5 separate regions of the Homo sapiens genome follow, and regions 1, 3, 4 and 5 are each linked to region 2. A link is a loop called in an ENCODE intact Hi-C map of the cell type or tissue named here. Cell type or tissue: prostate gland. All regions are shown on one strand. Region 1 has its middle 28 kb from the start of LINC02763. Region 2 overlaps LINC02762 (long intergenic non-protein coding RNA 2762). Region 3 overlaps NCAM1 (neural cell adhesion molecule 1). Region 4 holds the start of LINC02764 (long intergenic non-protein coding RNA 2764). Region 5 has its middle 170 kb from the start of NCAM1.

Evidence for each region. Hi-C counts contacts between places; a loop is a spot of excess contacts. Peaks named below come from ENCODE experiments on the same cell type or tissue, not always from the same donor. Only the 100,000 strongest peaks of a DNase experiment are listed, where the experiment ranks them.
Region 1: a loop joins it to region 2, with 2.3 times the contacts of the local background. A loop is called at or near these places in 45 of 110 quality-filtered maps.
Region 3: it touches region 2 in a loop (3-fold over the local background); 17 of 110 quality-filtered maps call a loop at or near these places.
Region 4: a loop joins it to region 2, with 4 times the contacts of the local background. A loop is called at or near these places in 87 of 110 quality-filtered maps.
Region 5: it touches region 2 in a loop (5-fold over the local background); 29 of 110 quality-filtered maps call a loop at or near these places.

The regions. Positions count from the first base shown.
Region 1 is chr11:112,451,778-112,456,777 of GRCh38, reverse strand. No RefSeq gene overlaps it. Among named protein-coding and RNA genes, the nearest start is that of LINC02763, 28 kb to the left of the region's middle. In prostate gland, no CTCF peak of the experiment used is centred here; a DNase peak (open chromatin) is centred at 2,367.
Region 2 is chr11:112,287,645-112,292,644 of GRCh38, reverse strand. The region is part of intron 1 of LINC02762 (long intergenic non-protein coding RNA 2762); the gene reads right to left. Among named protein-coding and RNA genes, the nearest start is that of LINC02762, 19 kb to the right of the region's middle. RefSeq lists an enhancer at 1,721-2,469 and a silencer at 2,266-2,575. In prostate gland, a CTCF peak has its summit at 2,478 (motif pointing left); a DNase peak (open chromatin) is centred at 2,424; H3K4me3 peaks cover 1,023 bases; H3K27ac peaks cover 388 bases.
Region 3 is chr11:113,112,506-113,117,505 of GRCh38, reverse strand. All of the region lies in intron 1 of NCAM1 (neural cell adhesion molecule 1), which reads right to left. Among named protein-coding and RNA genes, the nearest start is that of NCAM1-AS2, 150 kb to the right of the region's middle. In prostate gland, a CTCF peak has its summit at 2,850 (motif pointing right); a DNase peak (open chromatin) is centred at 2,855.
Region 4 is chr11:112,553,648-112,558,647 of GRCh38, reverse strand. LINC02764 (long intergenic non-protein coding RNA 2764) reads left to right here and starts at 2,846. Exons shown (of 4, transcript NR_104155.1): 1 at 2,846-2,971. In prostate gland, a CTCF peak has its summit at 2,737 (motif pointing right); no DNase peak of the experiment used is centred here.
Region 5 is chr11:112,793,162-112,798,161 of GRCh38, reverse strand. No RefSeq gene overlaps it. Among named protein-coding and RNA genes, the nearest start is that of NCAM1, 170 kb to the left of the region's middle. RefSeq lists enhancers at 1-76, 107-156, 1-222. In prostate gland, CTCF peaks have their summits at 74 (motif pointing left) and 2,785 (motif pointing right); no DNase peak of the experiment used is centred here.

The sequences.
Region 1 (5,000 bases), 160 kb before region 2:
TCTGCCTTTCTGTTTTAAATATCCTTGTACTTTTAGTGGTTAGTATATCATTCTTTATTTCTTTAAAGATCATAAGTAGACTTATTTTAAAATCATTTTCACATTGCTCTAATAGTCTCATTTTATCTAAAGTGATCTCACTGACCATGTGTTTTTGTTGTTGGCTGTGTCTCCATATCGCTCTCCCTTGTGTGTTTTAGAATTTTTGTTTGCAGGCTCATTTTCAGAGGAAGCTTTTTCTTTCTTTCCCTTGTACTCACTTGCTCACTCTTATTCTTGCTCTATAACTTCCTCCCACTCTTGAAATATTTCAGGTGCCCTCCAGCCAGACTGTAGGGCCCCTAGAACAGAATCCATCATCTATCGATCATTCTTGACCTGCCATGTTACTGGGATCACAGGTCCTGGCACTGCCCTAGTATGTGGCTTCTTTCAGAGTCTAGCTGCAAGACTGTATCTGCTTCCTTCAACTTCACTTGTCTTGCAACTCACTGTGAGGCCCTGGGGTGGTGGTCCAGCCCACAGACTGGGGAGCCATACACCTTGGTGTTAACCCTTGCTCTGTACTTACTCGCTGTCTGGTTTAAGGCAATAAACATAACAATCTTTCTTTGTCTTATCTCTAAAATGATGATAGTAATTGAATCTACCTCATAGCACTGTGAGAATTAAGAACATTAATCCAAACAAGAAGCTTAGAATACTGCATGACACATAGCAAATGCTCAATATGTATTAGATCAAATTCCAACAAGCTGGCCCTGGCAACAACTCCTTTTGGCCCCTTTCCCAGACAGGAAAACCCTACCCTAGCCCCTTCCTATAAGCAGCAAACCAAACTCTAGTCTACTCTCTTTTGTGGGAGCACTGTGTCTCCCTTTACCCGCCAAGAAATGAACTCTTGGCTGCCTAAACCTGCTACTAGTCCTGGAGCCCAGTGGACCTCCAGCAGCAGCCATGTGACTGTTTTGTGTGTGTTTCTGTACCATTTCTAGCCACAGAAGTTGTACTTTGTTTTTGAGCATGGCTACTTCTTCTACATTGTCTCTTTTCTACTTGTATCTATCACCTTAGAATGGAAAGGAGTTTGACTGTGGCTAGACTCCTGCAATGGATTTGCGGTGCCATTTTGACTCTTCTGCAGACTCTGATGTTGGCCCCACTGAGCCGTGCTGCCTGACCCAGCACAATATCACTCCCTCCGATGACATAGGAGCAGATCTTCCAGAGGAGGTGAATCAAGGTTTTTCTCCTCTAATTAGGGACTTTTTTAAGCTGACAGGTTTGACTCTGGTCGATGATAGCTGATCCAACACAAGCTCAGCTAATTAGACACATTTCATCCTGAAGAAAAAGGTTTCTGTCTCCATTCCCTGCCTTCCCACCCAACTTCTGTCAGGGTCCTATCTGAGCCCCTTCAGAGAAGTTGGAACCAGTGTGATGTAGTGTTGGGGCATCCCAAACTGACTGACCATCAGCCATCTCTGTTTCTAAAAATACAACACCCCAAGCTCTCTCCCCCTAAGTTATGAATCAGTAGGCCTGGAATGGGACCTGAATTTTTCTTTAAGTTCAAAATCTAAATGGCCCACTACATACCTATTAGAATGGCTAAAATCAGTAAGACTGACCATACCAAGTGTTGTGGGGATGTAGAGCAACTGGAACCAGCACACATTGCTGACAGGAATGTAAAAGTTAAACATACAGCTACTATATGACCTATCCATGTCACGCCCAGGTATTTACACAAGAGAAATGAAAATGAAAGCACAAAAAGTTGTACATGAATGTTCATGGCAGCTTTACTTGTAGTGGTCCAAAACTGCAAACAACCCAAATATCCAACAACAGGTGAATGATTAATCGAATAGAGACAGAGCCATACAATGGACTCGATACAACTCAGCAATAAGAACGAATGAACATGTAACAGCATGGATGAATCTCAAAATAATTATGCTGACTAAAAGAAGCCAGATTCCTCCCCACAAACAACTATATATTATAGTTTATATGAAACTCGAGAAAATGCAAACTTAACCAGTAGTGACAAAAAGCAGATCATTTGTTGCCTGGGGAGAGAGTGGGGCAGTACGGAGCAGCGGGGGGAGAGATAACAAAGGGGAACAGTGAAACTTTGGTGGGTGACAGGTGAGTTCATTATCTTGATGGTGGTGACAGTTTCCCAGGTATATATCTATGTCAAAACATATCAAATTCCACATATTTTAAATATGTGCAGTTTATTATATATCAATTTTTAAAGATCTAAATGGCCTGCCAGGGAGGCGTTGGCCTGATCTTAATGAGAAGCCACTGGACTGAAGTCATCCACCATGCATCACCTCATGCACCACCCCCATCTCCCTCCAGGTGGCACCAATCCCAGTTGTGTGCTTTAAGCTCCACCATGGTTGGCCTCAAGTGACCCTTGAATTAGCTATTTAGACAAAGATTTAAAACAAACATAGACTTAAAAATAAATTTACACTATATATATATTTTGAGATAGGATCTTGCTGTGTGCCCAGGCTGGAGCGCAGTGGAACAATCATGGTTCACTGTAGCCTTGACCTCCTGGGCTCAAGCTATCCTCCTGCCCCAGCCTCCAGAGTAGCTGGGACTACAGGCAGGTGCCACCATGCCAGGTTAGTTTTTATGTTTCTTTGGTAGAGACAGGGTCTTGCTATGTTGCCCAGGCTACTCTTGAACTCCTGGGTTCAAGTGATCTGCCCATGTAGGCCTCTCAAAGCACTGGGATTATAGGCATGAGCCGCTGCACCTGGCCTGATTTTGGCTTTCTCTTTTAACTCCTTGACATAGGTAGCTGGTAACCAAGTACTTTGGAGAAAATAATCTCTTGCACCCACAGCATTTATTAACCACCTACAGGGAGAGCACAGGGCTAGGTTTGCTGGAGTAGAGGGGCCAAGGGGAAGGAGACTAAGTAAAAGTGATAATAGCACAACTCTGCCCCCAGAGGTCATGTATCATAATGGCTAGGAGTTTGGGCTCAGCATTCCAACAGCTAAATCAGTATCTTGGTGGCAGTAAGAAAAACGGCACATTAAAGAACTGAATTTTTCACTTTTCAAATAGTTAGATTGTATCAAATGGACACACAGAAATTGGCCCCAAAACCTAAATTAGTGTGATATTCTCTAGGAGAATAAATAGAATAGTAGGCTGGGTGCAGTGGCTCACGCCCATAATCCCAACACATTGGGAGGCCAAGGCAGGAGGATTGCTTAAGCCCAGGAGTTCAAGACCAGCCTGAGCAATATAGGGAAACCTCATCTCTACTAAAAATAAAAAAAAATTAGCCACATGCCTATAGTCCCAGCTACTCTGGAGGCCGAGATGGGAGGATCACTTGAGCCTGGGAGGATGAGGCTGCGGTGAGCCATGATTGCACTCTAGCCTGGGTGACAGAGATTCTATGTCAAAAAAAAAAAAAAAGATTAAATGAAACTATAATATCATCCTGCAGACTAAAGCCCACTGCCTGGTTGGGGCTGGGGGTATGAAGAGGCCCCTTCACAGGGAGACTATAGAAGAAAGTACATGGAGGGCATTTGATGTGAGAGAGAGGAAGCTGCAGAGAGTAGGCCTGAGAGAAGCCTTGTGTATTTACACAGGAGAGACGCATGATCAGATAGATGTTCCTGAAAAATAAATGGAGAAGATGGATTGGATTGGGGTGAGACTGAATTCCAGAAGATGATTATGATGCTTTTGCAATCAGCCAAAACAGTTGATGAAGCACTGACCCTCAGGGAAGAAAAATTAATCATGTGGAAATGAAAAACAACTTAATGTGATTAGCTTTTCTGGATTCCTTTTAAGGGACAAATGGAAATTAAATTCATCAGATATTTTAGTTAAAAACAAGTAACAAATTGTATTCAATAAATACAGAGATATTTTAAGTATACTTAAAACTGAAAATATGATCAATTCAGGAAGAAGGAGCAGGAAGCGGAGGAGGAATAAGACAGAGGATAGGAAACAGATAAAAAGGAAGTAAGCTGCTAAAAGAAGATCACAAAGAGGAAAAGTCAAATCATAGAAATTGGAATTGTTCCTAGGAGTAATAAGGGAGTAAGGTATTAAAAGTTTTTAAGCAGAGAAATGACATGGGCTGTGTTTTGGTTCCATCAGTCTGTTGCTTATGCAGAAGATATATTTGAAGGAACAAGACCAGAGGTAGGGATAGCACCACGCTAGCACCACGGGCAGATAAAAGAAGATGAGAATTTGAACCAAAACATTGAGATTAAGAATGGAGAGAAGGATGTAGGCTTGAAAACTGTTCAGAAGATAAATTTGATAGGACTTGATGATATATTGAGTAAGGAATATACTAACCTGTCAATCATAGTACCTGCTATGCTAGCTTCCCCTGTGACAGATAAATGTCCAGTCTAGACCATTCAGGGGCAAACTGGAGTGGTCATATTTCATCTCACGTTAACCTCTCCTCCTGTTACAGGTGCTTGGAGTGGAATGGGAACCTGATGTAAGGGAAGCTGACAAGTACCCTGCAATGTGACCTAGATCCCAGAGACCCAAAAGATTGAACATACAGAAAACAGTCTATGAAGAGGAGGAGAAGAGGCCCAAATGAGATCAAGTTGAGGCTATGTGAAGGAGGAAGTAGGGTTGGAATCATGAGAGGCCATACCAAGCCAAAGTTATGAAGATAATCTATGATGTAGGGAAAGATACAGGATGTGGGAAAATAATAAGAAAAATAATGTCAGGGGTGAATATGGCAGAGATGTTGGAGTCACATCAATGGCCAGGAAGCTCCACAAACTGCAAGTCCTGAGGTTTCTTGAGCTGTCTTGGGTCTACTTGTACTTTTTATGAGGCCTGATTCACTGCCATTAGACCTCTGTCTTCCTTTCTGCCCAAATAGGCTCCTGTTACTTGGGCTAAATTGACCATGCCTCTGTTCCTGGGCAATCTAAAAATATAACTAGATTATGGAGGGT
Region 2 (5,000 bases):
AAAAGAAGACGATAGCTATGGAAGACCAGGAATAGAGATTGAGCCTAAGAGTTATGTTTCTGAAGAAGAATCTAGAACAATCAAAAGAGAAACAATAATTGAAGATATAATTAAAGAAAACTTTCCAAAAAAGTACAGAAAGGGCAAACAGAGGAATGGACTCAGTTCACCAGGTTCCAGGTAAAAGTAACCAAGAAACACTCAAATCCAGAAATATCCTGACAAGTTTTTAAATTACAAGCAAATTTTTAAGTGTTTTCTTTGTACATTCAGAAACAAAAGAAAAAGGAAGGAAGGAAGGAAGGAAGGAAGGAAGGAAGGAAGGAAGGAAAGAAGGAAGGAAGGAAGGAGGGCAAGAAGGGGAAGGGGAAGAGAAGGGAGGGAGGGAGGGATGAAAATTGTGCTGACTTTTTTGTGTCTACTACAATGGAGCAGTAGCTGACAGAGTTTTTATATGGAAAACACTTAGATGAAAATTTTACTCACAAATAAGTTTTAGTTTTTGAGGACAGACAACCAAAAGAGTTCAGAATGTCTGCCACTCACATATTCTTTAAATCACTTTAAAATATATTTCAACTGCCCAAGTGATGACTTAAAATTACTCAAGAATGGAAAAAAACAGAGCGTCAAAGGACTAGCAGTGAGTGTTGAAGCCAATTACACACAGAGAGTTGGTCTAAAACAATTGTTTAACTATGGTTACAAGACAGAATATGTGTCAAAAATACCCAAGAACCAAGAGACATACAACATCAAAAAATAATGCATGAATAATCCGATCCCAAGTCCACAAACTAATAAACTTTCAAATAGGAAAGGAGAACAGAGGGAAATAAAAGTGTACAGAATTCATCCTACACAGTTGCGAGCTTAAAAATACCATTTTATTCTTGACTTTAACAACCAGAGAAATATTGATTGGTGCTCACATCCATTTTTAGAAACTCATTACGTAGGAGAGTAGGGGCCTGTCCTTTAAAAGATAAAAACCTCACTCCTGCCTCAAGGTATTTACAGTTTGAAGATCTCTAACCAACACACAGGATAGGTTTTAATTTGTTACAAGAATAAACAAATGTCAAAGTCCTTGAAGAATTTAAGGTTTTGTGCAGAACCAGTCCTCAGATGCTGTTTCAATCTTACTGCCCACCAGCATTTTCCATTCCTTCTGGTAAAGCCTCCTAAAACCTGGTATGAAAGGACAGCAGTTCCTGGTCACTGTGGTGCCCTCTGTACCTGACGGCAGGGTCTGCTTGATGTCAGCGTGCGTTGTCACAATCCATGAACCGGATTGTCCTTGTTTAACAGCATCACTGGTGTCACTGAGAATGAGACACACAAATTCGGATTGCAGGGAAGCTCTCACGGTAACCATTACACACACAGCACTGAGACCTGAAATCAGTACACAAATACCAGATATTTTCCCTCCAGAATTTAATTTAATGCTCACAATCACCATCCAAGTAGGCAGCATTTTTCCCATTTTACAGATGAGAAAACTGAAGTTTAGAAAGGGTGTTTTCCAGAATTACAGAGCCAGTCAACAGATGGCAGAGAGGGGTCTCCAAGCCAGGAATTTCTGGCTCAAAAGTTCACTGTACCTTACCACACCATTTTCTTAATTCAAAGAAAGAAGGTACAAGGAACAGAAATGGATATAATAATTTTATAATTTATTAGAGTACTAGTAAAGATGCTGCCTCTTTTACAAAATGATAATCCAATGAACTGAACTAATCACACTGTGCTAGTACCCCATTAACCCTCTCTAAAACATTCACAAAGTGGATACAGGGCTGCTCCAGGGCCAATGAGATTTCTCTCCAAAGTAAAATTCCCCTGGAGTGCTCTGGTCTCTAAGGCTTGATTAGCAAGTACCAATTAATGCGCCTTCAGTCCTCTTTGTGTCTTGAGCACTGAGGGCTAACCCTTCCCTCGCCGACAAAGATAAGATTAAATCATTCTCACCCTAAAGAGTTCAAGTTCTAATGCACTGCTCCCTCCCAGGGCCTTGAATAGAGAATAATCTTTAGGACAAAAGAATGCATCTCTAATAGTGAAATTTTAGACGTCAGCAAAGGAGGTATTTTTCAGTCACACATAAGACACACACATTTTCCATGTCACACCTTATTGAGACAGTGGTTCCTCATCTGGTGCCGAGGACCGTGGCTCACCTCGGTGTCACCCAACTTAACGTCTTGCCCCGCCACAAATCACGGGTACAGAATAACCAGGGCGTGCCATGCCCGGGAGACTGGTCCAACCCCGGCGCCCAGGCCTGCAATCCCTGGGAGGCGTGGGCTGCCGCTGCCAGCACCCCGAGTCTGTCGCTGCGTCCCCGCGGCTCCCCCTCTCCGGGATCCGCCCGACCAGCCCAGGCGCCCGCAAGAGGGACCACGCCCGCCCGGAGCCGCCCGCGTCCCCGCCCCCCGGCACGCACCGTGTCTGCCAGAGGGCCGCTGCTGCCACCTCCCGGCCGCGTCTCCCCGAACCGCGCTCAGCCGCCACGCCCCAGAAACCCTCCCGGAGGACGCTCGGGTCCGAGTCCACTGGGCCTGGGAGGTGGTGACTGTCCTGGCAGGGGCTTCCTACGGCAAGAATCATCTTCCTTTCGGGTCACTCACGCAGCGCACCCAGACTGGAGGTGGAGATGAGCGCTTCCAGCACCGACCTCCCCCAGGGTTCCAACGGACACGTGCTCCACGCCCCTTCCCAGTCTTGGGGATCCGAAAAAGCCACACAGCCTGGCCCCAGGCACAACGTATAACAACTAGGACCCCCAAATCTGGGCAGGCCGGCTCCACTTGGGCCATCCTGGCTGCCTGAAAGAATGCGAGTTGGAGCAGAGATCTTTGAACTCAGATTCAAATGTCAGACCCACTGAATTAGAATCCCCTGGGCAGAGGCCAGGGAACTATTTTTGCAAAGTTCCCCCAGGTGATCCTAATGGTCAGGCAGGTTGGGGACCCTCCCAGTTACAAAATCTAGACGACGTTTTCAGGTTATCCACAAATGCACAGAAACACACACCCCTGGGTCTATGAAAAGGCAACAATATGAAGTTGTGCGCTTGAAATGAGAAAGATTTCATGACAGCTCATCACCTAGCCCGGGAGTTTCTAACCTTGTCTGTTTATCATGCCCTTAATGTCTCAATGCTTTTTTTCACAGTAACCCTAGGCCTAAAGAAATACCTGACTGTTCTGTGTATTAAGTAGCTAGACCCAAGTAAGAAGTATTTCTGTCCTAACAACTAGTAGCCACTAGAAAAAATATTGCATATAAACTAGAAAAAAAAACTTATCTCATTCTTAGCCACAACTTCTCACTAACGGGATGTGTGTGCTTGTTGAGCACTGCGCAACTTCTCAGACCTTGGAATTGGATTAGACGCTGCCGCCCTCATTTCCTATTCTATATTGATTTTCCCATGGTACGTGTTTTATGTCACAGCAAATGACAAAAACTGAAAATGTAGCTTCAGAAAAATATGGTTTTATCAAAAAACATGTAGGGCAGGCTAGGCGTGGTGGCTCACACCTGTAATCCCAGCACTTTGAAAGGCCAAGGCAGGTGAATCACTTGAGGTCAGGAGTTCGAGACCAGCTCAACCAACATGGTAGTAGTAGAGAAACCCCATCTCTACTAAAAATACAAAAATTAGCTGGGCGTGGTGGCATGTGCCTGTATTCTCAGCTACTCAGGAGGCTGAGGCAGGAGAATCTCTTAAACCTGGGAGGCGGAGGTTGCAGTGAGCCAAGATCACACCACTGCACTCCAGCCTGGGCAACAGAGTGAGACACCATCTCAAGGAAAAAAAAAAAAAACTGTAGGGCAATCTAATATTGAGTCTTCAAGCTATCCTGCACTACTTAGTAGTTTGCATGGAGCCCAACAAAAGTTGAGTGTTGCCTTTGGCCTTTAAAATATCTCAAAGAGCCCCTCTGAATCCACAGCAGCTCCAAGAACACCTCAGCACAGAGTTTGGGAACATGCATGGAACTCACTCCTGCTCCTCTCCTCATCCCACACTCCCCAGGGTTCACAGTGCTCCTCCTGCAAGCATCTTCTTTCTTGCCAAATGCTTTCCCACCTCAGCACTTTGTGCCCTTGCTCTTCTCTCTGCCTGGAATGCTCTTCCTCAGGTCTCCGCAGGCCCAGCTCCTTCTTGGCCTCCAGGTCTTGGTTCAAAGACCACTGTGCTCCCTAAAGCCTCTTCAGGCCTCCCACCAAATCACTTCTATCCTATGGGCCTGTTTCCTTTTCTGTATAGCTTTTATCACTATCTGAAGTTATCCTGCTTAGTTTACTTACTTATTTTCAAGCTTCCCCACCAGAATGTGAACTTGATGAGAACAGAGACTTTTGTTCATTACTGTTTCCGCAGAACCCGCAACAATGGTTAGCAATAAGTAGACAATAAACAATTGTTCAATGAATGACTGCAGCCTCTACACTCAGCTCAGGGAGATAAAAGGTAAGAAGAATGTGCTTTACACGTGCTATCCCCTTGGATCTTCACAACACTCTTTGGAAATAGATACAAATAGACATGATTAACCCCATTTAATAGATGAGAAACTCACATTGAAAGAAGTTAAGTGTTCAAAGCTGCACAGCTGAAGTGGCAGAGCTAAGATTCAAGTTCATGTCTACTTGACTGCAAAGGCTGCTTTTCATAAAATCACATTAACATCATGTTGGATACCTTCGATACACACAATACATTTTTTTTTAAGACGGAGTTTCACCCTTGTCACCCAGGCTGAAGTGCAGTGGCACAACCTCGGCTCACTGCAACCTCCACCTCCTGGGTTCAAGCGATTCTCCTGCCTCAGCCTCCCAAGTGGCTGGGACTACAGGCATGAGCCACTACATTGGCTAATTTTTGTATTTTTAGTAGATACAGGGTTTCATCATGCTGGCCAGGCTAGTCTCAAACTCCTGACCTCAGGTAATCCACTGGCCTTGGCCTCCCAAAGTGCTGGGAT
Region 3 (5,000 bases), 820 kb before region 2:
GACCTTTCACAACACAAATAGTTGGTCTGAGCTGCGGGGATTAGTGGGGGACGGGAAGGTAGGAGTTTGAAGATTCAGGTTCTGTGTACCCCAGGCTGAATGCTGAGAAGAGGGGAAGGCGTTGTTCACTAACAACAGTGTAACTTACCTGAAGGCAGGACATGACATTATTAAACCATGTTTCCTAGAACACTGTCTGAAGACCCCTGCAGTGGAAAGGACACTAAATTGTGAATAACTTAGATCTGAGCACTAAATATATCTTGGGTTTTGCTTCTGATGTATTAGTTTGCTCCCTCATAACAGTTTTTGCTGGCCACTAAATGGCTTATGCAGATGAGATGAAATACCAAAAAAAGTCTGTTTAGAGAGCATTAGGAAAAAGATATTAATGCTGCCCCAATTTTGTAACATATTCTTGGCACATGAAATATTGAAGGCCAATTTGCAAAGAGAAACATGTAATTTATGTCTACTCCAGTCTTATTCAAAAGGATTTGAGGTGGAAAATATAGAATTCATTTGACTGGGAGTGCCCACTTGAGCTCACCAACTACAGAACATTTAATCTTCGATATTCATAAAGAGGCATATTTTAATAAACATTTTTCTATGAAATCTCACCTTGTTAAAAAGGTTACAGTCATAATACTAGATCTTATTCTACTCTTTGGACCCTTTCCCAAAACACAGTGGCACCTTTTCAAAAGGCCAGAAAGGACATAGAAAGAGCCTCTTGAAGAATGTCAATGTGCAATGCCAATGGGTTCCACGCAGAAACCACAAGAGGTACCACTCTCTTTGCCAGCCTTGTCTGGAGGCAGCTTTTTGGGCACCTTATTGATCAGTCTTGCTCTTTGAAATGAGCAGACTAATGTTTGACAGGACAAACCCATAGAAAAAGCCAGAAGCTCTTCTCCCTGTCGATAAATTTAAATAACTCCAAAGCTAAAATGATTCCAGTTGTTTGATGCAAATACGCATTTTATTTTGGAGTCACTTGAAAATATGTGCCAGCTGAACTAGCTTAGCTCTTGTTTAAAGTCCACCAGGTCTGTTGGGCTGTCATTTCTCTAGCGGCTTTGCAGTGTTGTGATGGTCCCTTGGAGAAAGCACTGCAGCCTCAGAGCCCTGGCACTACCAGTCCACCACCCTTCTCTTTCCCTTCTATAATGAAGGCATAACACAGCAAAATTTCAGGGCAGTTGCCTGAATGGACAAAAGATTATTTACTGAAAAATAGATAGTACTCAAGCAACAAATAGTTTTAGAGTACTTTTGAGTAACGCATTGTGCTAAGTGCTACAAATATATGAATTAGTATGAGACAGCCCTTACTGTCAAAAGCTCACCACTTAGGCGAAGGAGGTGATCAGATATCAACTACATACAAGAATACCTTTATTATTCCCATGAATTTTTGCATAATCTATTTCTGCTTTGTCACCTTAAGCCTAGATTTTTGTATTTGCCGTAAACCTGTGTCTATTTGGGAATTAGAGAAGTCAGTTTAAACTTATGAGAGAAAGAATTAAACTTTTTATTCTGTTAGTAGCCTAATTCCTCCTTAAAGGAGATCCATATTCTAAACTCTACAGTTAAAAATGGTTAAGATGGCAAGTTTTATGTCATGTGTATTTTCCCACAATTAAAAACTAAGAAAGAGACATCCCACCATTTAGCTGGGCAGAATCTGTGAGTCTAAGCTTGGCCAGATTCTCGTAACTGTTATCTGTTTTCAACAAAAACTGTTTCTCGACTAGTGCATGTAAATAAAGCCTCCTTCAGAGCATCCACAGAGTGGAAGAAGGAGATCCAAGAATACATGTGTAACAGGTATCTCATTGTTGTGGCTTCTCTGATCTTTTGTTCTCATGTCTAGAACAATCTGAAAATTCATTTTGTTGGTTGGCTAATGGTAGAATCCATTTGTCCTGACTTTCTGGTCACCGTGTCCCTTACAGAATCTAAAAGACACTGCTGGCACCCTTGCCAGTGAGGTGGAGGGTAGGGTATTTTCTTTCTTGCTATTTCATGTGGATGCTCAGAAATTATAAAAACTAAAACTGATGGCAATTTCACTTCCTTAGCACAGAATTGGGGAAAAGACAGCTCACACATTAGTAACTCTGTGCTTATGTTTTGAACCTTTACCAGGAATGTGGAGGCAATATATCTTGGTTCAACTTTTGTCTTTCCATTAGTAATATTATCATAATAAAGCTTCCTTGACACAGTACCTATTTCCAAGCTGTTTTGTACGTTTTATGATGGACATCTGGGTTAAAGTAACTTTTTTTGCACTCCTTCTGCACTTCAGCTGGTTGGTGGGGCAATGTGTAAAGTGCTAAAGTAACAGCAACTCAGGAACTCAAAAGGCACAGCCACCTTGCTCCCAGGATGCTACCAGCTGGGGGGTGCTGACTGTCCAGGGGCCTCCCCAGGTACTATTTATTAGTTATGTCTCTTGAAAAATAACCTAAGATTTATAACGGTCTTTTCTGAATTTTTGAATTTCCTACTACAAAACATTGGTGAGTTGGGTGCAATTCCCCCCAAGAATTGAGTAAGACTTCCTTTATTTTCAGTGGGGGAGAGGAGAGCTCGTCTTAATTTATATATTTCTGGTATTTGCACTTCAGATACAAAATTTTGATGCATGTCTACAATACAAGCTCCATGAGATAGGAACTGTTGATTCTCCAGCCTTGGGCAGTCACAGAATACCTGTTGTTGACTAGCTGAGTAAAAGGTTATGACTGCAAAATAGAAAGCTGCGCCACACAGGCTAGGCAGGATTTTTTGCTTCACTGCAGTGAGTGAGGTGCTCTCAGAGCACTGTGGCTCAGGCCTTCCACCAGAGGGAGCAGGGATGCCACCCCACTGCAGAGGACACTTGTGCAGAACCCTGGGAAGTGCCTGAAGAGGAAAAACAAAAATCCCCAAGCACAGCAAAAAAGAATTGGCATCAAAATGAATGTGAAGAAGAAGAAATCGTGGGGTCATTATACTCAGTGACATGGCTAGATAAAGCCAAAACAGACCTTTCTTTTCCTGCTGCTTAAATGTCCTAAGGCTTCTTAGGCAGAGAAGCCCCATGCCCTAGGAGCAACATCTTCTAGAGCTGCTTGTCTCCTGGTTACCAATGTGGAGTCAGTCCAAGCACAATGCACCTCATCTTAAAAGCAGAAAGGAGAGTGGCCACGGCCAAACCTCTCTAGAGTTCCCCTCTGCAATGCTCTGAAACAGTTCTATTTGTGTCTCTGACTCCGGGGAAAAGATCAGCTATATGGGTTGTTTGGGGCCTGGCACAAGTGGCTATGATGACTTCATTCCAAACTGGGCTGAGAGTCCACCTAAGGACAAATAATTCTCCACAAAACCACCATCAAATCACACAAGGCAAAAAGAGTTTAATATTCAAGGTCTCCACTTTCCTCTCCAGGCAAACTTAAGCCTAAAAAGGGAAACAGCTTGAAGCACTGGGCATCAGAATACATCGCTAGTTTAAAAGCAGATTGTTAGCCCTTTCCAAGTCCCTCAGCATGTCAACTGGAAGAGAAGGCTCTGCAGAGGACAGCAATGTGAAGTGAAATCCTAAAGCACCAGTCCTCTTCCTGGATCTCCATCCATTGATCGTGTCAAACACAAGGTTGATTTTAAAGCCCTGTATCATGTAAAAGGGAAGATAATCCAAGAGAATATCTATCTAAGACACATCAAGATTTTTTTTTTTTTAAAAGAACCTGTCTTAAACTAAAGAGGCAAGACTTGAGTTTCATTTAGCTAATGAAGCTTTGGAAAGTAAATTATCCTTCCAGGGATGCTGAAACAAGCAACGACAACAAAAGACACTCTCCATTTGTCTAGTGGTTCCACCCTATCAGGCTCTAGATGGAACCCACCAGTCCACAGATTGCCAATTTAGGACATTCCTGAGAGCCTATTGATGGGACAGAACTGCTGAATAGTCATAAATCAGAACATTCCAAGGAGTGAATGGGATAATACTGCAGGTTTATTTTAAGGTAAGGATCATAGCAAACAGGAAATTATATATAATTCCAGAGAGAAACAAAGTCAACAAATTCAAATGAACAATGGCAAGTTCCTATAGGGCAGGACATTGCTTATTTCTTTACATTGCCCAGTGCATCTGGCCCAGTCTATGGCGCTAGGGACTTACTGATCATCTAATTTGCAAAAAAACCTCACAACCACCCCCCAAAATAATCTATGGGTTTATCTAAAAAGAAAGCAGAGGTTTAGACCCTTTCTACTAGGTCAGAGGATAACAATTTTAGATACAGAAAAGATATGAAACACGGTAGCTAATTGGACTCATGCAGACTTTATTTTATTTAATTTTTTTGAGACGGAGTCTTGGTCTGTCCCCCAGGCTGGAATGCAGTGTGGTGCGATATCGGCTCACTGCAACCTCTGTCTCCTGGGTTCAAGCAATTCTCCTGCCTCAGTCTCCTGAGTAGCTGGGATTACAGGTGCACACCCCCATGCCTGTCTAATTTTTGTATTTTTAGTAGAGACGGGGTTTCACCATGTTGGCCAGGCTGGTCTGGAACTCCTGACCTCAAATGATCCACTTGTCTCGGCCTCCCAAAGTGCTGGGATTACGGGTGTGAGACACCACACCTGGCTGGACTCATGGAGACTTTAAAAGGCTTTCCAAAAGTTGGGGGATTCCACTTCTCCAGGCAGAAAGACCTTCATGAAACTAATATGTACTTAAAAAAAATCCACATAGAAGAGGCAGAGAATGTGTTAACAGGGTGGGGAACAGAGAAGGCTGGCCACGTTCAGCAAGACCAATGAAGACACTCTCATAATGTTTGCTGTGGAGAGATCTTTCTCTACATAATGGTGAACAATGAGCCCTGTCCAGTTTTTTCTTATTTTTCATTATAGGAAACCTTAAGTATCACAATTCTTCAAGCATGCAATGGGAATGGGAAACACGGTGGCACGGTGACTTCATGACAATG
Region 4 (5,000 bases), 270 kb before region 2:
GAGCTACTGCATTTTAGAGTTGCACCACAGATAACTAATGTCTTACACAGGGTTGGTCTCCTAGTAGGTATCTGTTAAGTATTTGCCAGCCAATTGCTTTGACTGGGAAGAACAGTCTGTCACCCTAGGACATGGGAGAGCTTGGGAAAGGCTATAATTTGGACCTTTTAGGTGGCAAAGAGATATGAAATGGTGAAGGGCACAGCGTGATAGAATGGTGTATTCTTTTCCTGCAGCTGCAATAACAAATTACCACAAACTTGGGGGCTTAAAACAACATAGATTTATTCTAATTCTGGAAGCGAGAAATTGGAAATCAGTTTCACTGGCCTAAAGGCAAGGTGTCAGCAAGGCTGGTTCCTTCTGGAAACTCTAGATGAGAATCCATTTCCTTGCTTTTCAAGCTACCACAGCTGTATTTCTTGCATTTCTTGGCTCGTGGTCACTTTCTCCATCTCTCTCTGCTACTGTCTTCATAGCACCTTCTCTTTTACAAGGACACTTGTGGTGACATCTGTCCCACACAATAATCCAGAATAAAGTTCCCATCCCAAGATCTGTAATTTAATCACATCTGCAAATTCCCTTCTGCCATATGAGGTAACATTCACAGGTCCCGGAAATGAAAATATGGACATATTTGCAAGGGGCCGTTATTTAGCCTCCTACCACAAGCAGAAAAGCCTCGCTTCTTGAATCAAGACAGATTGGAATTCAAATCCTCCGATTAATCATTGTGTAATGTTGAACCAATAACATTAAACTGAGGCAAGTTTTTTAAATCTCCATAACAAAGAGAAAACTTCTTAAATGAATACTACATATAAATGCACCTGGCACTTAGTGGTTTTGTTTTTTTTTTGGTTATTCAGTTTCTAAATAAATGTTAGCTTTTCTCTGTCTTCATTGTATTGAGTAGCTAGGAAGAAAAAGATCCAGGCCAAGAAGGAAGAGGACTCAGAGGCTGTGAGACTTGTAACTAGTTTTATATGGCACTTATTGTTTACAAGGCAGTTTAATGTCTATTATGTAATTTGATTATTAATCCCATTTTACCAAATGAAGGAAACAGAGGCACAAAGGAGTTAAGTGATTTTACCAAAATCACCCTGCTAGTGTCAGAACTGAGTTTCCCGATGCTAAATCCTAAGTTTTTTCCTTTATATCAAATGTATTTGAGTAGAGTCTGCAAAAAAACGAGAACAGCCACCAAATAAAGCAAAGGAAATGAGAAAAGAAGGCCGACCAAATAGTGTATTACTATGAATCGGTGAAGGAGTAGTGCACAAAAGCTTTTAGAGGACAGAAAGGAAATGCAATTATAAGAAGATAGTGTTCCTCCGAGCAGGTCCAGGCTGGCTCTCAGGGAAGCAGGGAGAGAATGGGACTTACCTTCACCTTGATACGATCCACTCTAATTCCTTTCCTCTCACAAAGAAAGGCACAGAGAAGCAATGTGGAGAGTGCTCTCTGAACTTTGGGAATAAAAAACTTTCTGACGTGGCTAATCAGTTTGGCTTATCCAATGAGATACCATCACAGGAGTCAAAGGCGAATCTGGGGATGATTCTGGGAGGGAACAACATTGGATGGTACCGCTGCATGGCCTGTCTGGCTCCTGAGCGTGATGTGTTCTCCCTCTCATCTGCTAGATGGGGGCCAGACTCAGAAGGTAGGAGAGCTGCTCTGCTGGGGGCCGAGGTTGCAGTGAGGGGAGAAGTGTGTTACTGCCTAGGGTGAGAAATCACATCAATAATAAACACATCGCATATCCCCCTTCCAATTTGCAAAGCACTAATACCCTATATTTTTTTCACTTAGCCTCACAAAATCATGCTCATTTTACAAAAAAAAGAAAAAGGAAATGGATGAAATGAAAGAGCTACTACCATTTATTGAATGTTGAATATGTGCTAATCACTGGACAAGGAGGCTTGTGCCTTTGTGATTAGCACATACAAGGATCATATAAATGTAATCATCTCAATTCCTCTGTGAAGTACGTCTTTTTACCTCCAGAAGGACTTAAGATTCAGAGAGGGTAAGAGGCTTGCCCAAAGACCGCAGCTACCAGGTGACAGATCAGAATTCAAATGCAGGACGACGGCAAGATGCTTACTAGCAGATCATTTTAAACGAGCATGCCTGGCACGCAGTAAGCACTCCGTAAGTAGTGTCGTCTGCTACCACTGGTGTTCTTAGAAAGGCTCTGGCCCAACCCTATCCTAGAATCATCACTCCATTGCAGGCTTGACACTGGAACCAACTCTTTGCTCTGGAATTAGGTCAAATCATTGCTGGCTTCAGGCCCTTCTCCATTAAAAAACGTACCCATGGAGATAATGAATGCACTGAATTTCTACCAGTCATTACGCCTTGGTGTCAATCAGAAGGAATGTCCCATAGGAAGGCTAGGACTGGGCATTCCTCTCTACCTATCACATGATTCGATGAGCACAGGGTGCTGTGGTTTGATGTATAGAGTCTGCCTTTCTTAAAGGAGCCCTGATTGTGGCCTGGAGGGGCCTATGTGACATGATTCCCGTGAGGCCAGCCTAGCAGAGGGCAGGATGGCTATCTCTCTACTGTGGCTACAGCTGCCTTTGGAGCTTTCTCAGGAATCCCGGGTGTCCACTGATTGAACAAATGTACACAAACACAGCAGAGCCTGCTCCTGCCAGAAACAGACTCAAAGCTACAGCGACCAGTCCCAGAAAAGTTCCCCCAGGCCAGCTCAACTCCCACCAGCAGGGGTCACACCTGAGCAGCCAGAAGGGTGAGGGGCCCTGATAGTCTGGCCTACCAACCAGCAAACCTTTGTATGCTGCGGGTGAGGTCCATACTCAGTCAGCACATGGAAGGGGAACTGGAGGAGAACATTAAGCTGAGAGGAGGTCCTGGTGGGCTGGGGCCAACTCCCCAGGAGCAGAGGAAGCAGCCAGCAGCCTGGATGGGCAGAGGTGAGACCAGGGTAAGCTACACCTCAAATTGTGCCTCTGCAGGTGGCTACCAATGTCACCTTAATGAGGTGTCTCAGACAACCAGAGGCAGCTGTTCACCTGATGGCCCTTCCCGGCTAGTGGCAGGAGGCTATGTCACTTCCCCTCGAATGCCACCCCGGTCAGATGGCCAGATAGAAGCTGAAGTAGCCCTGAGTCAGTCCTGGAACCAGAGCCCCCACAGTGGGCACTGAACAAGGCCATGACCCGTCCCAGCTGAAAGGGTAGAGAGGGCCCTTTCCATAGCCATTTGGGTTCTGATTTTTTATTCTTTTCCTCTGGAAGAAGAGTCAAAGGACCTTCCTCAGCAAGGGAGGTGGTAGGAACGAGGGTGAATGTCACAGGCTGGGTTTGGATGCTTTTGTGGTATCTCAGAGTCTGAGCACGAGACATATCTGAAAAAAAAATCTTGAATAAAACATGGAAAATGAAGTCCACCTTCCAGAGTTTTTCTCATAGCTGGGAGTTGGGGCATCTGTGGCAGCTGACTTCATTTTCCCCTTAGCATCTGAGGTCCTCACAGCAGGCAGACCCAGCTAGACTTCAGATGACTCCATCCACAGGGGAACAGGATTCAAATCGCCTCCTGATAACCTCTGGGGACATTATTTTTCCCCCTTCTGGTTAATTTCTATTTCAATGTTAAGCAGAGACCCTTCTTGCCTCTCGGCTACTATCCCATTTATTAGTTTAATTTAGAAAAGGACTCTTTAAAACATTCCATTGAAATGATTATCCTGGACTGGGAAAGGAGCCCCAGCCACAGTGGGTGGTTTGTGTTGCTCGGAGGCCATGAGGCTGGCACTGGCTCCCCGGTGAGTGATGGGGACACACCCTGTGGCCCGGGGCTAGAGGACAAGGGCTAGAGCACAGTGCCCTGCACCTAGCTCCTTGATGGGTCAGAGCCCAGTTAGGCTGTGTGCAGGGGGAACAAGATGGGTGCACCCACAGATAGGGGGCTGAGGTGGGAGAGGGTAGGCATGGGGGGCTGACCCCAGGCAGGACCAAGACCTGAGCTTACAGGTACAGGGCAATCCCCAGGATGCCTTGCTGCCCTCAGTCTCCAAAGCAGGCGGAAATCCTCACCTGTGCTTAGCATTCCCCTACCTCTGTGGCAAGGAGTCCTGCTCCCTGAGGGTGACTACTTGGTCCCTGGCCCTGACTGCCCCAGGACAAAGTACAGAAAGGTCTGTTGAGAGTCAGCAGGTGAGGTTGGAAGAGGTAGGCTTTGAGGCAGACAGAATGAATCTAATTCAGACCCACCACTCACTGGCTAGGCGACCGCGGGCAAGTGAGTTAATTTCTTTATGACTGACTTTCTTCCTCTGAAAGCTGGAGATGATGATAGCTACCTCAAAGTATTTGGTAAGGAGAGTGTATGAGCGCAGGAAGAATGGCCAGTGAGGAGCCTGTCAAGTAGGTGCTCAATAAAAGTCCTTTTCCGCTTCCCTTTCCATCTGAGTAGGGCCGGGGGAGAGGGCCCAGCGCTCAGCCTGGCAGATTTGCTGCCAGCCCTATTGGTACCTGATGCTCTTTCTCTGAGTCTCCTACTTGAGGGGACATGATCCACAGGGAGACAGAGCCTCAAACCTGAGACAAGGCCAGCCTGAACAGAAGCTGGACAGATGCTAGGTATTCACTGGGCACAACCCCTGGAGGCCATGTAGGGAAGCACCCACAAGCACCCACATTTGCATGGTGTTCTATAAACCTCAAAGCATCTCGGCCTATGTTTCAGCATTTGCCTAATACCACCCTTTGAGGTAGATAGAGCAGGTATGCCCTTTATCTTTCTCATTTTACAGACGAGAAACCCAAGGTTTCAGCAGTTTCTATAACTTGCCCAAGGTCACAGAGCTAGTGAGATGCAGAGTTGGGGTTCAAACCCACTTCTTCCGGCCTCCAGTCCAGTACCCTTTCCACCATGCCCTGTTAACAAGCATCTTTCCACTGAAGCTTCTCCTGAGGCTGAGGAGGAGATAAGATTCCGTTCAAGGTTAA
Region 5 (5,000 bases), 510 kb before region 2:
AACCAGCTGCTGGGATTCTGGTACCAACACAGCCAGCACCTGACCGCCCCCTGCAGGGTTCGACGGGGAGTGACTCATCCACAGTGAAAATGGCCAAACAAAAACAATGACTAGGCAGGCAGAGCCACCCAAATGTCAGCAGAGAGAAAAACTGTCAATGAATGAGCCCCAAATGGCTCTATAACAGACATCCCAAGGTTGGGGTGCAGAACCCGGGTCACCCCACCTGGCAGGCAGTCGGTGACCACCCATTGGCGATGGGCGAGGGGACGTGGGACATCTGAGCCTCCTCAAGTCACTATTGTTGAAATTCACAATCAACATGGGTCACTGCTTTGGCAGGCGGCCCGTCCTTCTCCGCCCCCTCTTCTTGAGTTTGTAGAAAAGGCTTTTCTCTGGACTCAAAGGAGGTAGGATTCCCCCGCCTTTTTTCACTACCTGCTTCTTGCCTCGCTGAATTCTTTTTTGTACCTTCTCCCTTTGGTGAGTGGGTGCCATTTATCCAGCAAGAATGAACCAACTTATATAGTCTTTCACTCATTCCCTTGGCTTCCCTTGTTTTCTTTTGTCTGCCCTTGAGTTTCTTGGATTAGCCTGCCTCTGCTCAAGGCTGGAGCATGGTTTTCACAGGGTGCTTCCTGGGTTGACTTCAGGATTTAGGAGGTCAGGGGATGGGGTGCTTTATCTCTGCATCCTCAACTACAATATTCACCTCCACCAGAGAGCAGAGAAGTAGATGGTCCAAGCTTTGCACCAGACTAGAAAGAATACTCCCCGGGAGAGTTCCCAGCCCCCAGAGGTCAACCATTAATCACCTTCTGGAAGCCTGTTGCAGGGTTTGTGATGGAAATGACTCTGTCGTCATGGTAACTCTGCCTGGCCTGGCCAGGGGCTGCTCCAGCCTAACTGGCTCTTCTGGGTTTCAGGTTTATTTACAAGCTGTGACTCCTGCCTGGTAGGTCTTCAGAGCAGCTTCTTGCCATCTGGAACCTGAGGGAAAGGCTGGGGATGACATAGGCCTAAACCAGTCCTTGTTCAAAATGATGGTTTCAAACCTGGTTCTCCCATTCAAGAAAGATGAGACCTTTCACCGTAGTGCTAACATGTCTTGCCTGTTGACTGGACGTGTCCCAGAGGGACAGAATTGTATATCTGGACTTTGAAGTGGAAACACCTAGGGTCTGAGCAAGGGCTCTGCCTCTTACCAGTTGTCCATCTTTGGGCAAGTTACTAAAACACTGATCTTCAGATTCTCCCCCTCTAAGAGAAGTCCTCATACCAAGTTCACAGTGTAATTGTTAGAATTAAATAAGATAACTACATAATGCAGGAATGGCACACTTTTTCTGTAAAGGCCCAGGCAGTAAATATTTTAGGCTTTGCAGGCCACGCGGTCTCTGTCTCAACTACTCAACTCTGCCCTCATAGCATGAAAGCAGCCCGGATCAAGAGTAAACTAAACAGTGCAGCAGAGTTCCAGTAAAACTCAGGTGGCCCTTGCTGGGCAGTCTGGGCTGACCACGCATTCTAAGCAGGAGCTACATCTGAATGAATAATATGCATCGCTGGCCACCGCGGAGAAGAGGCACCAGTGAGGGCAGCAGTGTGGTGACACAGCCGAGGGCAGGGTGAGAAGTTCAGGCTGGCTTCAGAGCCCCAGTTCTGACAGGCTCTGCACGGCCGCTCACATCTCCGGGGAAAGCCACAGTGTGCCAACAGCCCAGCGACCTGCTATACTGAGCTGTGATTTATTAATGCTCTCACACAGGGCCTCTCTCCAAGAGGTTTGCTGGGGTTGAGGGAAGAATATGGGATCCCTAATTCATTCAGAACACTCTGATTTATACCAGCTCCTGGCAGCGGCGTTTTCCAAGACCCCTCAAGAGTGAAGGGGATTTAGAACTCTGTTTTCCATTCTGTGTTCACTGGTTCCAAACAACTAGCGGGTTAGAGATAGACCAAACTGGTTCTGCCTGAAAGACTCTCAGCCCTGCCGAGGGGTAAGCAGGTGTTACCCATCAGTCCAACTCCCTCCTAAGACAAGAGGTCAGGTCCTCGGAGCCAGCAGGCTGCGGGCTGAGTACATCTGTCAGTTCGGAGGGGTGGCTCACAGCAGGTCAGCTGGGGGGTGGCCTGTTTCAGAACTCAGGCCAGTGATCTCTTTGGGGGCTGGCAGTTGACTGGCAGCAGGTCTGCGCTGGTCAGGAGGATCATGAGGGAGGTGGGGTTTGGTGCTGGAATGGATGAGTCTGGGACTTTTCAAGTCCATGGTCACAGTGTGACCACAAGAAAGAGCTTTTCCCTCCTGGGCCTCAGTTTACCTCTCTGTAAAACAGGGTCCTCTCTTCTGTCCTCTCAGCCCTCCGTGAGTAGGTGGGTTGTGGTGAAGCCTGGCTGATGGTAACTGTGGGAACAGGTGGTGCACGACTCCAAGAGGGTTCTATTTATGCGGTTTATTCTGATGACACTGTGTTTTCTCCCGACAAGCTCGGGTGCTGAGCAGCTGTTCTTTCGCTGTCACCCCTGTGGCGTCGCTGTGAGGGGGAGTATTTCTACTTCTCACTGACAGTTTTCCTTGCCATGGAGGCTTTATTCAGCTCCTTAATACCAATGCTTTACATGTGGATGCAACTTCACAGTTTACAAAGCAATTTCAGAGACATCTTCTGATTTTATCTCCATAACAACCCATTCAGGTTGGCGTGGCCGACGGGTCTATCCTGAATTAGAGATGAGGAAACCGCCTGTCAGGTTAGGTGTTTCAACCCTGTGCTGGGTTCCCACCACCGGTAGGTGGCAGGGCTGAGACTGAGACATACACTTACCCCGCCACATTAAAACTTCTCAGGAAAACTGCTGCCTTTTAAGAAGCTTTTGTTCTGGCTGGCAATGGTGGCTCATGCCTGTAATCCCAGCAATTTGGGAGGCCAAGGTTGGGGGATCACTTGAGGTCAAGAGTTTGAGACCAGCCTGGCCAACATGGCAATATCCTGCCTCTACTAAAAATACAAAAATTAGCCAGGCGTGGTGGCAGGTGCTTGTAATCCCAGCTACTTGGGAGGCTGAGGCAGGAGAATTCTTGAGCCTGGGAGGTGTACGTTGCGGCGAGCCAAGATTGTGCCACTGCACTCTACCTGGGTGATACAGTGAGACTCCGTCTCAAAAAAAAAAAAAAAAAAAAAGAAGAAGAAAAAAAAGCATTTGTTCCAGTGTACTTTTATTACATTAATGTAATAAAAGTATCAAGGAACAGTTTGTTTTGGAGGGGCAGTGGGAAGGAATTTTTAAAAATAGTATAATGAAGAGGGCTTTTATTCTGTAAAGCTGCCTTCTGTCCTCAGTGCTGAACTTCCTGTCATCATCACCAAAATAAATTCCACTTTCAAATGTGACTTTTCCCCCAGGCCTTCCAAAAACTCAAGCCAGACAGGTTTGAGGGAGAGTGTGAGCTATTTTTACTACTGTCTGGGGTTCTCCCTATTCATTGTTGGAGGGGGAAAAAAAGACAGTTGAAAATCCCCAAGAATTTTCTCTGGCTGTGAATTTGCACCCAGCTGTCTCCACACACCCACACCCGGCAGCATGCGGCTGTTGGACACTGCTGGCCCTGAGTTCAACATCATTTTCATCTTTGACAGGCTTGCTCAGCCACCATCTCTGAATTATAGTAGTAGTCATAACCCAACAATGCTCTGGGCAGGTCCTTGGTACCCAAGGCCAAAGACTTTCCAGTCTTTGGAAACCAGTCATAACCTTCTATGGCCAGATGTGAAGGAATGGAGTCCTGACCTCACAGTCCCAGTTTCTAAAGTGATCCATTCTCTGAATTCCTACACCCAGAAATGCTCTGGCTTTGCACCCTTGGGTCCTCTGCCTTTCCAAGGTCCCACCTGACTGGTGGCCAAAATTGTGAGCCATTGATGTAAACAATAAAAATGATAGTAGAACAAACCCATTAGGCTGAGCCAAGTCACCCTGACCAGAAAAAAAAAAAGCCACATCTGAAGAAAGTGAAGACAAACAGGAAATCTTTGCAAATAGTCACTCTTATCTCCACTCACCTCATATCCCTGCCCTTCCTCACTATCCCTTTCCCCTTTCATCTTTCCTTCCTTCTTCCCCTTTCTCCTATAATACCTGTGTTTCCTCACTAAACCGATTGTCTATGCCACAATCCCTGAAAAATATTCCCATCTATAACCCGTGAGGTTTGTGTCCATTTCAACTCTAGGTTCAATTCTGTTAAAGTGAACAGTGAATTCCAAGAAACTGTCTAAATAATTTCATTGTGTTGGAAGTTTTTGTAACAAATTTGCAAGAAAAAAAATGACCGAATCTTGGATATGGATATCCTGGAGGCTACAAAAGTGTTTTTACTGTAAGGATGTTTGAAATAACATTGTGTTAAAGGGATATTGGGGTTATGTCATTGCCTCTGACCTAGAGAGTTTCACCTGCTACCTCCATCAGACTCCTTCCAAGACCTCACAGATGCCTGGATTTGGTAGCTGGCCAGGTATTCTTCATAGCTGTATGATCCCCTGGATTGAGTCATCCACCAAGTATCCTTTTGAGGACTTCCAGTGGGATTAGCATCTGGCTGGGTGCTGTGAAGAATTTCCCAAACATAAGATAGAATTGCTCTCCTCATGGTGCTTACAATCTAGATGAGGGAGGTACATCTCGTATGCAACAGCTAAATTGAATAGCAGAAGGCAGTACCTAGTTAAGTGCTAGGCTATGTGGACTACAAATGCCATCCTCATTCTGTCTGTAATGTGAGCCTATTCTAGGCACAGGGGAAGACTAAGTCTGCCTTCTGCTCCATTCCAGCCCTCCCAATGCCTCAGAGTCCTTTGTATATATTGTACGAGCTCCGCTGTAGAACTTACTACATTGTGTTGTATGTTCGTTATGTTTATTTTATTTTATTATTTTATTTTATTTTTTATTTTTTGAGATGGAGTCTCACTCTGTCACCCAGGCTGGAGTGCAATGGG